2 separate regions of the Mus musculus genome follow, and region 1 is linked to region 2. The links are chromatin loops, found by intact Hi-C in ENCODE. Cell type or tissue: heart. All regions are shown on one strand.

Region 1 (8,000 bases), 200 kb after region 2:
TCTAAGGTCAAGGATATGGAGGAAGTTTAGGAAGATGGCAGGTGAAGTAACCTATAGAGAAGGAGGGATTAGAGTGAGAACAGCTTGACCTCAATGCTAATTTTCAAGGTCCCTTGGACAATCCTCTTTGGGATAAATAACAGACAGATAAAATGGCTTGCCGGAGCCGGGAGGGTGTGAATGGAACCAGTCAGGTGAACCCTGGAATGCATCTTACTGGTGTTTGTCTGGAGAGTCACAGAGGCACTTGCCAACATGTTGGCCTCAAGTGGGTGAAGTAACTGGGGGAGGGGAAATCAGATCCCGGGGCAGGAGTGCACAGCCTGTGAGAAGATACTGGAGGCAGAGTTCAGGAAGGCTGCAGAAGAGAGGACATCTTGTACCCGCAAGCTGACAGCTGTGAGGCTCCCTCCCCCAGGGTGAAGAGGGAGGATGAGGCAGAGGCCAGGAATCCACATCAGTCTGAGATGCCCAGGGACAAAGGCTAGGCAGGCAGGGTCCCAGAGACGGAGGCCTCATTGAGGGCTGGGCACCGCTGTCAGGGATCCACTCAATTCTGGAGAGTTCTGGGACTCCAGTGACGTTAAGATGCAGACTGGGCTTGTGAGCACCCGGCCCCTGCTCTCCCCACACACAACACTTAGCCTTAGCTTAGAGAACCAATTCTGTCTGTTCCCTGAATCTAAGCCAAGGGGGTGGGGGATGTTTATCGAGGGGGAGACGGAGCCCATGTCACCTTTGGAATTGGCTCACTGCTCCCAACAGCCCTGTGGCATTGGAGGTCACAAGAAAAAGGGCCAGGGACGCACGATGGGGTGCTTTCCAGGACAGTGAGCAGAACGTGGGTGTGTGTGGCAGGAATACATAGGGGTATGTGTGGAATTTGACCTTGTGTCTCCAGTTAAACTCCACCAGCCACACCAATGCCCTTCACTGAAGGGAGCTCAGATCCAAAAGCCAGAGGCGCAGGGACTTGCCTCCCTCAGATGCGAGGGTCCAGGTAGCAGGGCCTCAGCGAAGCATGACTTCTTAAACCAGGAGAAATGAGGGCACCTTCCTTCCCCTCCCATCTAAGCAGACCCTGTGCCGCTCACTGCGCATCTGTGCGTGGGTTGGGTCAAGGTATCGGATAGTGGCAGCACACTGACACAGACACTGTCACCTCACAGGTCTTGCTCAGAGCAAGGCCGCTGTGGACTAGATCCAGGCTCTGTTTTCAGGAGCCTGTTACAGAGTGGGCCTGTCCAGTCACCACTGAGATGGAGGCGTCGCTGACAAGCTCCCAGGGGATAGCGCTGTTGCTGCTGCCACTGCCACCGCTGCCACTACTGTGGCTGGCTCAGGGTCTACTCAGAAAAAACAGAAGCTGGTTTCTGTTTGGCTAGTTTGGATTTGTTTGTTTGTGTTGTTATTCTTTTTAAAGATTCATTTATTTTTATGAGTACGGATGTTTTACTGGCACATATGTCTGTGTCCCATGTGCGTGCAGTGGCCATGGAGGCCAGAAGCACCTGTCAGATCCCCGGGAACTGGAGTTACAAATGGCTGCAAGCCACCATGTGGGGGCTGGGAATTGAACCCAGGTCCTGTGGAAGAGCAGCCTGTGCTCCTGACCAATGAGGAACTCTCTTCAGCCACTTTGATCCTTTTTAAATTAAAACATTTTAGTATCCTGTGTGTGTGGGCGTGCGTATGTGGTGTAGAGAGGCGAGAGGACAGCTCTGTGCAGTTTTCTTCTTCCATGCTCATGTGGCTCCAGGATGCAAGTCAGGTAGTCTTGCGCGCGCTCAACTGGCCAGGAAGAACGACGCTGCAACAGGATCCTTCTGCACACGTTTATTGGGAGAGCTTGATTGTAGAGGCGAAAAGACCTCGAGCCCAGAACTGGTGCTGCTTTTATAGGCCTAGGACAGGCGTTCTCTCTCATCTGATTGGTTAACTTGTCTCTCATCTGATTGGTTAACTTGTCTCTCATCTGATTGGTTAACTTGTCTCTCATCTGATTGGTTAACTTTTGTCAATTCTCAAAACCTCACCTTGGCAAAAGAACCTTTACTGGCTATGTATGTGTGGTGGCCAGCTGTAGCCAACTGCCACTCTGCAACTGCCACTCTGTAACTGCCACTCTGTAACTGCCACTCTGCAACGGCTTCCCACAAGGTAGGTGGTCACGTTTGTATGTATGCACGTTATCAGCGGTGCCACCTTATCAGCCCTTTTAAAACTGTTTTTCTAGAGATGAAGACTATAAGAGTAGTACCAACACCATTATTTTTTAATGACCATAAAACAGGCAATATGACAATTTGAAGTGTTTTGCAAATTCTATACTAACGCTTGCTGCATCCTCTTATTCTTGTACAGCCTTGGGTGGAGGGGCTCCCAGGAAAATGATCCCTAGAAGTAACATGCTCCCGGCCATGGAGCAGATGTGGGAGAGGGGCTGGCTCCTCCTTACATCACCAGTGCATGACCAGGTCAAGAATGCTGGGCTGGAGGGGCAGCTGGGCTCAGCTTGGACCACATTCAAATTTTGGTCCTCCACTTATCACCCTGGAAATTGTCTGGAGAACTGTCATTCTCCACGTGCCTGGCTTCTATACACAAGCCCCTGGCTTCTGGACTGTACCCAGGGATGTTGGGAGGACGCCATGAAACAATGCAGGCAGTGTCCAACATGTCTGACGAGATCACAGAAGCACAATTCAAGTTCACTGGGCAGTGAGGTTGCCAGACTCACACCCCTTCTGCTCTTATCTGAGCACGTGTGGGCCCTGCAACCATCAGCAGGTGACCTTGGCAGAACCACAGCCTGTCCTGGGGTCTCAATTTCCAAAACTGCTCAGTGGACTCATCAGCTGGAGGATCCTGTCATGTGCTGAAGCCCTGGTGCCATGTAGCTTGCAGAAGTGAATTTCAAGGGGACGCTGGTCACTGAACCCCGACATTCATCTGTCACCGGATGTGCCACCAGTGTGCTGAGTGTGCCGTGGGTTTTGCTAGGGTTGGTTACTCACTTTTGATTGAAATCTGATTATCGTTGACAGCAAAGCCCCTGACATATTCAGTATTGGGGTATGGGCGGTCTCCCATGAGCATCATCTCGCTGTTTGCTGTTTTTAGGAGTAGCACACGAGGTGCTCACTGTCCGGATACACTTCTGCCTAGTCCTTCCTCGTTCCTTCTCTTCTAGGTGGTCTCATGAGATGGTGCTTGACCTACCCCCCCCCCTCCCTCATGGCAGTTGTGTGAGAAGAAGGGCTGGGGCAGGGGAACAACCAGGAAGAGAACATCTCTGACCCCTGGAGCCTCTTCCCTTCCTTCCTTTTGGTATAGAAACATGGAGTCTTATGGTAGAGGGGGCTTCGCTGAAGGCACTCTTTCCCAACCTAATGGCTTAGTCACAGCCAAGGAACTCAGTCCCCTCTCCCCTAACATGATCTATACGACCTCTACATGGCTTCCTCAACCCTAGTCCATTTCCCGACCACTTCCTCAGACTGCAGGATCATGGTCTGAGGTCTTAATGGTGTGACGCCCACTGCTGGGAACCATCAGTGGCACCCCCATGTGCTCTCCAACCCCTGCACATGTTCCCAATCTCAGGGCCAGGTTTGGGAGCTAGGACAGCTGGTGATGCTGGCCTGCTTGGCCCTTTCTCCAGGTGGCCCAAGACAAACACGCCTATCCTCCTTCCTGGCCACGCTAACCTGGGCTTCACCCAGGCCCACAGGCTTAGATGTTCTCTTTGCCACTTCCCCAATGCCAGCTTTCTAGGGAGAGGCTCCTCCTGTTAAACTGCAGTGTGTTCCTCGGCTCCTCGTCAGCGACGTCCTGCCTGCCTCTACTCTTCGGGTTTCCAGATGATTCTTCTGAGTCTCTGCCTAGTCTGGGGTGCCTTCCAGAAGGCAAAGATGGCTCTCCCAGCCTCTTCCCACGTGTGCTGGAGTCAGAATTCTGTCTACACAGGTGTGCCAGCGACTACCTGGAGAGTGCACAGGAGAAGAAGGGGTGTGGCCTGGGCCCACCCAGACCAGACAAGGAGGGTGTGAATGACTGTGAGGTGTGGAACTTGAGACCCAGATCAAAACTGGTATTAAAGTTAGATACCAGCTCCAGCCACTGTCCAAGGAAGGTGTTCAAACCCACCATCAGTTCTGGACACAAGCCTTCCAACCTTCCTTTTGGAGCCCTCTGTGCAGGGACGCCTTTCCTCTTGGGGCCCAGCTGTCCTTTTACTTTCTTCCCTGTGGCAGTTCAGGCTGCATGACTGCTGACCACAGAGGAAGTGTCATCATTGGGCCACATCCATGTCAGTTGGGCGTGCATCTGCATCTAGCCCACACTGTGGAAAAGCCTATGACCACAAACCCAGGGCTAGAGGAGAGTCCAAACTGCTCCCCTCGAGGACAGAGTTCTTAACACTGGCTTCCTCTCAGAGGTCTCCACCAGAGGGAGAAATCTGGGCTGTGGACATACCTTGTGGAAGAAGCAGAAAAGAAAAAGGCAACATGCCTAGCACGGCCAGGCCAGGCTCCACACGCCACCAGCAGACCCTGACTGGCTGCACTGCTGAAATCCACATGCCCTGAGCTAGCCAGCATCCTCTACTGGTTTCTCCTCCCTGATCTCTCACTAACCTCCCAGAGATTCCCTGACCCTTGCCCAAGACCAAGAGATGCCTGCCTCACGAGCAGGACTCTGATTGGCTGTGCCAGGCCTCCAGGCCTCGCCTGCTCAGACAAGGGAACACAGGAAGAAGGCAGACTCAGCCCCATCTTACACACAGGTGGGCACCTATGGGATCCTGGAAATTTTCAAATTTACCATCCTCTACAGAAGGACAAAGCTCTCACTGAGAGCACTCCCTGCTGGCTGTGAGCCTCTCCGTTTTGGGACCCTGGGCTGGATCTGGGGTCTTAAGGTCCCTGCAGAGCCAGATCTTCCCATCTCCAGGTCCTTCCTAAGCCTGACCTGTTCCACCCAGGAAGGAACCAAGCATGCATGGTGGGGGCCCCTCAGAACCCCTGACTGTGAAGTGTTCCTCCTTCCCCGACTCTTCCCGAGAGCTCCCTGAAGCCCTCTGTCACAGCAATGTGTACTCACAAAGCTCCCTGCCTCCCTCCCCGCTCAGGTCCTCTTACATAAGAGCACCTCTGGTTTCCCTGTGCCTGTGAAATGAGTGTCTGGGGAATCGGCTAAATGGAGCCGAGCTCAGCGGTGTTGACACAGCGTCACGTGGCCGAGCGTTTGCATAGTGGAGGAGCAGACAGAGGACTCTGAACCAGTCAGTGTGTCCTGCCCCAGCTCCTCCAGAACTCAACATTCTATCCCAGAGGATAGGCTGTGAGGGCCGTGTGCGGGATGCAGTATCTGACACCCGGGCACCTTTTAGGTGCAATCTCTCTTCCTTTAGCTTCAGATGGCTCCCCAGTATAGGAGGAAGGGTAAGGTATGACAAGACTGGGGCAGGAGATGAAGCATCAGGTAACTTGGCTGGTGGTGGAGGACGGCTTGCTTGCTTCCTTCACTGGCCAGTGCTGGGTGAGGCACCCAAAGTGCTTGCAGGGACGGGTCACTCTGCTGGGTACATCCTCAAGTGTTCTTGTTACCAGCTCCCTGAAGCATGCACCAGGGCCACTGCCAACTCTTGTGGAGAAGAGACCTGCAGAAAGAAGGCTAAGGCACTCAGGTGTGCATGGCAGCCTTCACGGCAGGGACACCGGTGCCCAGTGAATCTGGTTCTGCCGGCAGCCCAACAGAACCAAGCCAGGTGCTTCCAGAAGCCACTCACTCAGCTTTGGTAGGAAGAGAAACTTGGACAACCTTCTTTCCTGGAGCTTTAGAGAAGGCCGTGCGTGTTGAAGGATGTAGCCGGGTGACATCTAGCAGAGTCCCTTCTAGGGGCTATGTGCGCACACATGACCAGCACAAGCCAGCACACTCACAGTGACAGACACACACACGTTCCCTGCAGTCCGAGTCAGTGTGTCTTTGCCCTGGGGAGGCCATCCCTCCAGCTTCATCTTGGTAACCCTTCTCACAGCTCTTTCCCAGAAGCGCTGCTTTGTTTAGCTGGCCACTGAAATTAGGACAAGGGGACAAGTGTGGTCAGGTTTCCAATCAGGATACTTTTCCTTCTGTGTGTTTAAAATGGGACTCTGATGGAAACCGTAGGGCCCCACACAACAGGAAGCCACTCACTTCTCTCAACTCTGATGGGATGGGGCCATAGTTTGCTGGAGGTTCGAAAGACTGATCCCAAAAGGAGCCGTCTCCCAACTTCAAAAGGGTGAAAGCGCTGAGGCTGGGCAGTGAACCCCGACACCTTCCTCACGTTCGAAGCTTCTGGTTTTGACTTTGCCTTGGCTCTAAGATGAGCTTCTACAGTCAGCTAGTCTCCACTGCCTGGGACTCCTCATTTCTCTGCTGCTTGGAAAGAAAATAGGAAACAGTGGGCCCTACTTGGGGTGGGGCAATCTGCTGCTGGACGAGCGTTGACTCTCAGTTGGGGACAGCCTGTCTAAGCCCCTTGCTGGCTGTTGCTTTACAAAGTTATTGTTACCTATGTGCAGGCTGCTTTGCCTGGTGCCAGTGGAAGCCGGAAAGGGGGACTGGATCCCCTGGAAGTGGAGTTCAAGATGGCTGTAGGACACCATGTGGGCGCTGGGAATTAAAACTGTGCTCTCTGTAAGAACAGCCAATGCTCTTAACCACTGTGTTGGTTTTTCTGTAATGCACATGGCATGTATGTATATGGGTAGCTGGCATTTACTTCAATAATTATTACCTGCCAGCTACTTCATGAACAATTTATAAGTGATTTCTTTTAGTCATTATGGGACTTGGAGGTACAGGTTACGATAATACAGATAATTATGACAAAACCTGTCCCTAAGCACTCCTCTACACATTTACATACTTGAGCTGTCTATGCATGCTTGGGAGGTACACATTATTAAACCCATTTTCTAGATGAGGAAACTAAGGCTTTCAGGATGTAAGGATGACCGTCAAAATGCCCAGCTAGTAACGGTGAGACCTCTCCTTTCTGCTTCACTGCCTCTCAGGCCAGGCCACAGCCCTACTCTGAGCCCTGATGGGAGCTGGGAACAGTATGTGTCCGGGGCTTCTAATGGCCACAGAGTGACAGAGGAGACATGGACCATCTAAACCAGGCAGATGTATAAGACATAAGTAGATGAGAGCTTGCCATGGGCTGAGGAGGAAAGATGCAGGGCAACCGTTCAGAGGATGACATTTCTGCTTGGGTAATACAACTGTTTTGGAAATAGGATGGTGATGGTGGGACATTTGGGCAGAATTAATGTTATGGACTTAAAGATGTTCCAAACGGCAACTTTTATGTTGCATATATTTTAGCAATTTAAAACTGTGGCAGAAGAAGGCAGGTGTGACTTTAATCTCACCACTAGGGTGGTAGAGGCAGGTGGATCTCTGTGAGTTTGAGGCCAGCCTGGTCTAGAGTTACAGGAGAACAAGGATAAGTAGTCAGACCCTGTCTCAAAGAGGAAACCAAGTCGTTAGATACAGACACGGGACCAGCTCTCTAGAGACCCTCCTGCCACTGTCCGTGGCTGAGATCTCTCAGTCCGTGGTCTGTTTCCAGCACAGAATCAGTGGATGGAGCAGCTGTCTCTCTTCCTATGTCCTAGTGCCACACGGTTCCTCTACAAGCCACTGTGAGCTGTGTTCCTCCAGCAGGCCTGAGCCTGGCGTGCAGCGGGCACACTGCCCTCACCCAAAGTCAGCCCCCTTCATGTGTACTGCAGCCTGCTGCAGGCATAGATGTCACCAGTTTCCGTGGTTTCCAGAGCCGTGGACACCAACAGGAAGCTGTGGCGGCAGCAGCAGCTTGTGTAATTAGCATGGAATGTTCTGAGGCAGGCAAGAGCATGTGGGGTAGAGACAAGTTCTCAAACACACTTTCTGTGAAAATAGTTGGTTTTTTTTCCTCTTTTCACCCTTCTCAGGAGACG
Region 2 (8,000 bases):
AGATTAACATAGATTGTGGGGGTCTAGTTAGAGCACACCAGAGAAAGTTGTTATAAGAAAGCATGAAAGCATGCCTGACTGACCCCAGAGTCTTTCTCTAGCTGCTGCTGCTTCCTCTTCCTCTCCTTCCTCTCCTCCTCCTTCTCCTCCTTTTCCTCCTCCTCCTCCTCCTCCTCCTCCTTCTTCTCTCTCTCTCTCTCTCTCTCTCTCTCTCTCTGGGTGTGTATGTGTATATGCCTTTCTCTGTTTCTCTCTGTCTTTCTAGCTCTGTGTCTCTGCTTATCTGTTTCTCTCTGTGTGTGTCTCTGTCTCACTGCCCACCCCTGGTGTGAGAGATGTGTGTGTGTGTCTGTGTGTATATGTCTGTCTGTCTGTTTATCTGTCTGTCCTTGTTTCTGTTTCTCTGTCTCTCTCTCTTGTTTGGGCACCACCATGATGCCATCTGCCGTGGTGTGACGCATTCAGGCAAGTCCTTCACAGAGCCAGGGTCAGGCTGTTTGACTTTATGCTTCAGGTCTTTTGTGATAGCAACGGTCAACAGCTATCTAACTGGGTAACACAGTTGTCCCTTTAAAGATGTCCCCCTAACACACACACACACACACACACACACACACACACACACAGGCACAATATGTACCTGACAGTTTTTTAAATTATTCTCTTGGCCTGTGGGAGATTCATGAATTCTTGCCCACTAGCCTGACTCAACGCCTATTGTTCCCGCCTCTCCTCTCTTTTGTCATGCTGTGTCACAGAATGCAGCCAGCCTAGCACCCCACGGTTACCTGGGCCTGTAGTAGCCTCCAATCATCATGTTACCTAAACCCTAACACCTCAGAATGCTGTTATTTCTCTTAAAATCTTCTCTCCCAACATACCATTCATCTTCAGGTGGCTGGGCCAGCATCAGGCTAAGGAGTGGGTTCTGGTGTCCCCTTTCCCCGCATGCTCCCCATTATTCTGGGGGTTCTCCTGCAGACCCTTTACTTGGCTTGGAAGAGGCCACTTACTCTCTCCCTCCCAGGGAACAGAGAAGAGAGTTAAAACCTCCTTTTTTTTTTTTTTTTTTTTTTTTTTTTTGGGTTTTTCGAGACAGGGTTTTTCTGTGTAGCCCTGGCTGTCCTGGAACTCACTTTGTAGACCAGGCTGGCCTTGTACTCAGAAATCCGCCTGCCTCTGCCTCCCGAGTGCTGGGATTAAAGGCGTGCGCCACCACACCTGGCTAAAAACCCCTTTTAACTTTGATGAATTTTCTGAATTCACTGAGCAATGTCAAAACACTCCTGGGCTTGCCTTATCGAGGCTGTGAGGAGATGGTCCCTGCCATCAGCCAGGCCCACCTGGACGTATTAGTGGCTTTCTGAGAAGGTGGGCAGTTTTGTTCCACTTTCTCTGTGATACATAAGAAACAGACCATGATGGGAAAAATATGCTAAATTTGTTTTTCTTTTTTAAACTGAAGAAAAATATTTACTATTTAAGAAAGCTTGGAAACTGCAGGCATGGAGAACAGTGAAAGGATGCACTGTGATTTGCTGTACTTATGAGCTAATGGAGGATTTAATGTCATCGGCTGGCAAGCAACTGACTTAGAGCATGAAAACCTTGGCAACTTGAAACGCGTGCCTAGGTCTTTTGAAGTGCGGGAAAGAGAATGAAGAGGCGTAGGCATATGATTAAATGCTCCTTCTCTTGAGAGAGATGTGACTTCTAAACCTCTCCAAGGTCAGCTGGAAAAGGTGTTCCCAGCTTACCACAGATTTCAGCTAAGCTGGGCAGGAAGACTTTGGAAAACAACTCACACTTGATTTAGCTTAAAAATAAATGCAGGGACTAAAGGGATGTCCCCTGGTGGGAATCAAAGCAGAAAACATCAATTACCCAACCAAACCCAGCATTTCAAGTCAGCAGGGACCTGTGCATAGTCTTCACCACCAGGGAGAACAACTCCCAACGCCAGGGGCCAAGGCAAGTGTCTTGATCAGAAAGGGTATAAATGCTGTCGCAACACAAAACGTTGAAAAACAAGATAAGCCTTTGATCTTATCATATCTACCTTAGGTAGGTGGATATTTGGGCCGTGGACGTGGCTCAGTCAGTAAAGGGCTTGCGGTGCAAGCGTCAGGATCCCAGATCAGGTCTCCAGCTCCTATGTAAACGTTTCAACATGGTGGTGCTTGCTTAAGATCCCAGTACTGGGGAGAAAACCAGGGTCCCTCTGGCTTGCTGACCTGCCAGCCTAGCGAAGCCAGTGAGTTACAGGTTCAGTGAGATCCTGTCTGAGGAAGATACAGGATTGACCTCTGCCCTCACACTCATTCACATGCTCCCATACATGTGCACAGACATACTTACAAACACAGATAAAATAAAATAAAATACTGAATATTGTGGTATAACCTAAAAGAAACAACTTCAAAGGGCAGAACATTTGTCTTTTTAGACACCTGCCCCCATAGGGCCAGACACAGTGTGGGACTGTATGGGCGTGTGCAGGCTGAACAAATACACAATATACCAGGGAGACCAGGCACCAGCCTTGACTACATCTTACAAGCAGGTTGGAAAAGATCGGAGCATTTTAGTTACAGATTCCCTGAAAAACACTTAGCTTTTGTGACTTTGAAAATCACAAACGCTGACATTTGCAGCTCTCTTTAAATGTGAATAAACCATTGACATTTCCATAGATAGAATCCCAACCCCAGGAGACCTTTTTCCAATCTAGTCACTCCAGCGTCATCAGGACTGTGAACTCTCCTTCCCCAGGAGAGGTGCCAGAATGACAATGCTAATGATCAAGGTCACATAGCTGTAACCAGATTGAGTGTGAAATGTCTGGCGTTTATTTTATCTGTGCTTTGCTTTGAGTTCAGACTTCACTGCCAAAGATGTTAGCCAACAGGTTTGTGCCACAGCTGTCCCCTCTACAAAGCAATTGCACAAAGACAGGATGTTGTCTTACAGAGAAGCATCCTCTGGTTCCCCGCTGGACAGCTCAACAGCTGGCTGCAGGTCACAAACAAACCAGAAGAGTATGTTGGGTGATGCCCGCTCAGCAGGAAGCTGGCCTCTGCCTTCAAAGGACAGCGGTGAGCTGGGACAAGTAGCAGATAGATACACAAGGGAGGCTTATGTAATGCTCAGGAGGACAAGGGCTGGCAATAGTCAGGGGCCCAGAGGGAGGACGCCTGAGGATGTCTCGGGAACAGAGAGGACCGAGAACTCACCAGGAGTGGGTCAGCTGCTCTGCATTAGGGGTTGTAGAGACTTGGAAACAGACCGAGCACAGACAGCAACTTTGTTTCCACATCAGGAAAAAAAAATCTCATTTGCATTAAGTTCTGACGTTTGAGGCGGTGGCAAGGACGCCAGCCTAGGTCATGGACCACAACCAAGCCCGGTGCTAAGTGCTTCGGATATACTTTCCCCTTTGATGTCTTCCAGACTGAGATGAAACGTTTCTCTCTTAAACGCAGGTGAGAAAACTGAGACTCAGATAGGAAGTAACTCACTCCCACTCCAAATGGAGGCTGTGAATCTGGTATCTGAGAACATGTTTTCAAAACTCTGCTAATCAGCTCTCACAGGCAAAACAATGATACCAGGGTGCCTTGGGGAAACAGAGCCCTTCTTAAGTAAACAGCTCTGGATCAACTAGATATTCATATGGGGGAAGAAAGCTTTGTAACCTTCTACTTCACACTATACCATATGTTAATACCAGTTGACCAATAAGATTTTAGAACAAAACATAAGAGAGTATGTTTTTGTTTTTTTGTTTTGCATGTTTTGTGTTCATTTTAATGATAAAAAAGGGCACAGGAGAAAAAAAACTGACATTTCACTTATATTGCATAACAAGCTAACCAAACTGGACATGGAAGATGAATTATAAAACAAATCATTTCACGTATATTTTTTCTAGGACTATTCTTCAATTAGACTTCAGTATTTCAGATAAGGCAGAGGTATGGTACACTGGCAAACAAGAATAAATGCCAAAGTAACAGATGCCCCCAACCAAAACTCATGTCAGAACACATCATACAGTAAGCATTTATCAGATCAGAGCAGCAGGAGAAAGTTACTTCTAAGTCATCATCATTTGAGTGGTATTTGTCAGGTTCACCATGGTAACTTTGTAGCATCATTCTTCATTTGTGAAGTAGTAAAATTCATGTCAAAAAAAGGAAGGGAGGGTGGGGAGCCAGTCAGTTCATTCCAATAAATTACCTCTCCAGTTCTTATAAGCATGCCTATCAGCACAAAATTAAGAAATAATATCTAAGACTAGAAGAGAGTTGGTTTAAGTTATGAAGCAAATAAAATGGAAAAAAAAAACCCAAGAAAATAGAACCAATGGGGTTGAAAAAGCCCCTCATTGAAAACCTGTATTAAAAAATAAAATTAATAAAATAGAAATAGAAGCAAAACTCTACTAGTACAAACTAGCCTGAGTGGTTTGGTTGGCAGAGCGACTGGGTCACTGTCACTGCACTTCCATGTGGATTTAAGAGAGCATCTTCATAACCTCAGAGTAGACAGTGATTCCTAGGCAGAAAAAAAGTCTGTAACTATAAAAGAGAAAATTGATAAACTGGACTCTATTCTAAAACGAAAAGAGGGCTGGAGAGATGGCTCTGTGGTTAAGAACACTGACTGCTCTTTCAGAGGTCCTGAGTTCAAATCCCAGCAACCACATGGTGGCTCACAACCATCCTTAATGAGATCTGATGCCTTCTTCTGGTGTCTAAAGAGAGCAACAGTGTACTTAGAAATAATTATAAATAAGTCTTTGGGCCCGAGCGAGCGGGGTTAACCAGAGTGAGCAGAGGTCCTGAATTCAATTCCCAGCAACCACGTGATGGCTCACCTATCTCTACAGCTACAGGCTACTCATATACATTAAATAAATAAATAAATAAATAAATCTATCTTTTTTTAAAAATAAAATGAAAAGAACCCGTATTTTAAAATGAAGTACACCTATACATTGAAAAATAGGGTTGAGCACACACAATGAAAGATTTCCATAAGACTGGTAGTAGAACTCACTTCAGTGACCTATAAAGAACATCTACCAATCAATGAGAAAAAGGCAATCGGTAGAAAAATAAGCAGAAGACTTGAAGACACACATACACATACACACATGCCCATAAACACGTGAGAACTTGTTTGAGGCTATTAGTCATCAGGGAAAGGCAACTTAGAAAGCATAATGGAACGGGTACACACCCATCTCATGACTACATTCAAAAAGATGTGAAGCACCAAGTACCGGCAAGGACACAGACCAGTGAGAATGCTGGAAGCTGTCAGGAGTGTGGACTGAGAGGGGGACTGAGAAAAGCTGTTTGGTGATAGTTACTAAGGCTGGGTATACCCCTGTCTCACTCTGAGGGTGACGCTGACAAACACCATCTACATATATCATCCAACAATTCTCCTCCTAGACTACAGCCCATAGAAAGTGTCTATGTGCTAAACAAGGCACGCACACTAGCCTAAGACTCCGTAGCAATATTCTTGACGATATCTGAAAACAATGACTCACCAATAGAATAGGGTGGGTGGACCAAACCGCACCCATGAGTAACTCTTATAATGGGGATACTGTAAAGAACACAGACTTAAATGAAGATGTTTCATACATTTCCTTTCTTTAAAGTTAATAATAATGATGATAATAATGATAATAATAATAACAACGACACCCACAGAGCTCCTGCTCTGGCTTGCTGACTGTTGCTATGGTAAACAGCCTGACCAAAAGCAATTTGGGGAGAAAAAGGCTTATCTGGCTTACAAGTTACAGTTCACTGTCAAGGAAAGAAAATTCAGGGGAAGCCATCCAAGCAGGAACCTGGGGGCAGGAACTGAAGCAGGGACCGCAGAGGAGCACGGCTTACTGGCTCAATGCACATGAAAGGATCAAAAGGATCAGCCTGCTTTCTTATTCAACCCAGGACCACCTGCCCAGGGTGGTCATCATTAGTCAGAAAGATGCCCTCTAGAACTGCCCTGATGTCAGGCCAATCTGACAGAGGCAATCTCAACTGAGAAGTGGCTCTCTAGGGAGGGGTGCAGCAACCAGTTGGGGATGCTGGGATCCATACTGGCTATGAAGGTATATGGAATGTAAGAGAAACTATGAAGACATCAGATGCTGCCATAACACGCCACCCCGGGGCCAGTGCAGACAACAAACAGACGTGTTTTGCTGACTGGTTTGCAAGTGGCTAGGAGTCAGCTGTCTCAGGTTGAGCGTCTCTGAGGGTTGCAGGAGGGTTGCTGTCTCACATGCCCCCTCCTCCCCTAACTGGCAGCCATCTGAAATAAGAGGCAGAGACTAAAGAAAGACCAAAGGAAGCACCAGGTCTCCTGGGCTCTCTACTTATAACTCCGCTTGACTGCTCCCCACATACCATTAGCGAAAGCAAATCCCAAGGGGAGAAAATATTTCCAAATAATCGCCTCCACCAGGTCAAGTATAAAGGGTACAGTTTCTCTGTGTGTCTTATATTTCAGAAAGAGAAAAAACAAAACAAAACAAAAAAAAACCCAAAATCAAAACAAAACAAAATAACCAAAAACCAGAAAAGGTGAAGGAGAGGCTATGTCTCCCTCCTTGAGGAGACATCGCTTCTGAAAGTCTAGGCAAGCAAGGGAAAATGAGGAAGAGCGATGCTTCCAGTGCTCCACCCACTTCCTGTCTGGAGCTGAGCAAGAGCCAGGTCTCCCCTCCCCAGGCTGGCTCTGGACTGCAGCCTTGGAGTTCCCGGTCCCTGCCCCTTCCCTCAGAGACCATTAGGTTGATCAAGCTGCCTAACAAAGGCTGAACTTTCAATGCATGTGAGAATGTAGATGTCTAGGTTTCTGCAAGATAGAGGATGCATTTCTCCTACTAGTCAGCAGTCTGGGAAGATCTCTCAGTGAGAGCAGAGGCAGAGAGAGAATACTGTAAGAGCCCCACCCTACTCCTGGATAGTCCACATTCGCTTCTGAGCTGCCTCCCCAAGGAGGAGACAAGGCCTTTAGAAAGGTGGGCTTCCCACTGTCAGGAGGTTGAGTGTGGGTACTAGTTCTTCCCTGTAGGTAAGGAACACATGAGCACGTTTTATGGTTTGAGTGTGTAATGTTCCCCTAGTGTATATGTCTGAGCATGTGGTCCCATCTGTGGTACTATTTCGAGAGGTTGTGGAGTCTTCAGGACCCATAGGGTGGCTCTAACAGGGCAGGCCTTACATGTTAGAGCCAGCCCAGCTTTCTTCCGAGCTCAAAGGTGATACAACCTGCTGACACCGGGAAGCTGCCTGCTGCTTGGAGACTGGATGGGGATTGAATTGAAGTTACCTGGTCAGGGAGGGGCCCTGATAGGAGGTGCATGCAGCCAAGCAGGGAGGTTAGGGAGAAGCAGAAGGAACAGAATCACAGTCTTCAGGTGTACTGGGTCTGTGGCGACCCTGGGAAGGTGGCCTGAACCTGTGCACAAAGGTGGCACAACCTGCGGACACACTGGGCTGACTGAGGAAGGGAGGGGGCAATGGGAGAGGAGGGTAGATCGGAAGCGGTGAGGCCAGCCAGAACAGGAGGAGACGGTGTGTCCAGCGAAATATGGGCCGCTGGGAAGAAAGGGCAGCAAGCTGTGGGTGGTCCCAGTGAAGGGGATGCCACCCGAGTCTCTGCTGCCGAGACATGGCCAGAAGCTTGAGATTCATTCAACAGTGAAGGCAGCCAGCCGTCTAGAGTGTCTGCTAAATCTGTGTTTAGGCAGGTGCGTCTACTGGGGAGGGAGATACCTCTGCTCTCTGTGGGTTCACATCTGGAAGGCTCTGGAAGAACCCACTTTCTAGGGCTATCCCAGAGAAGGCTGGGTGGTACCAGTGGGGTTGCGGCAGGGGAGAGACGTCACTGTGGGGCATCACTAGTGGCTTCATGGTTTCATTCTGGGTGTCTGTATTCCGACTCAGAATCACAGCTAGAAAAAAAAC

What was found. A loop is a pair of places that touch in the nucleus more often than their neighbours do. Peaks named below come from ENCODE experiments on the same cell type or tissue, not always from the same donor. Only the 100,000 strongest peaks of a DNase experiment are listed, where the experiment ranks them.
Region 1: a loop joins it to region 2, with 2.1 times the contacts of the local background. A loop is called at or near these places in 2 of 42 quality-filtered maps.

Annotation. Positions count from the first base shown.
Region 1 is chr16:30,964,275-30,972,274 of GRCm38, forward strand. All of the region lies in intron 3 of Xxylt1 (xyloside xylosyltransferase 1), which reads right to left. Gm15742 (a long non-coding RNA gene) reads right to left here. Exons shown (of 2, transcript XR_384807.2): 2 at 2,255-5,665. Among named protein-coding and RNA genes, the nearest start is that of Gm15742, 8.2 kb to the right of the region's middle. In heart, a CTCF peak has its summit at 4,414 (motif pointing right); DNase peaks (open chromatin) are centred at 2,667, 4,287, 5,187, 7,837 and 2 weaker places; H3K27ac peaks cover 4,470 bases.
Region 2 is chr16:30,766,276-30,774,275 of GRCm38, forward strand. No RefSeq gene overlaps it. Among named protein-coding and RNA genes, the nearest start is that of Gm33502, 23 kb to the right of the region's middle. In heart, a CTCF peak has its summit at 3,024; DNase peaks (open chromatin) are centred at 3,056 and 6,746; H3K4me3 peaks cover 288 bases; H3K27ac peaks cover 630 bases.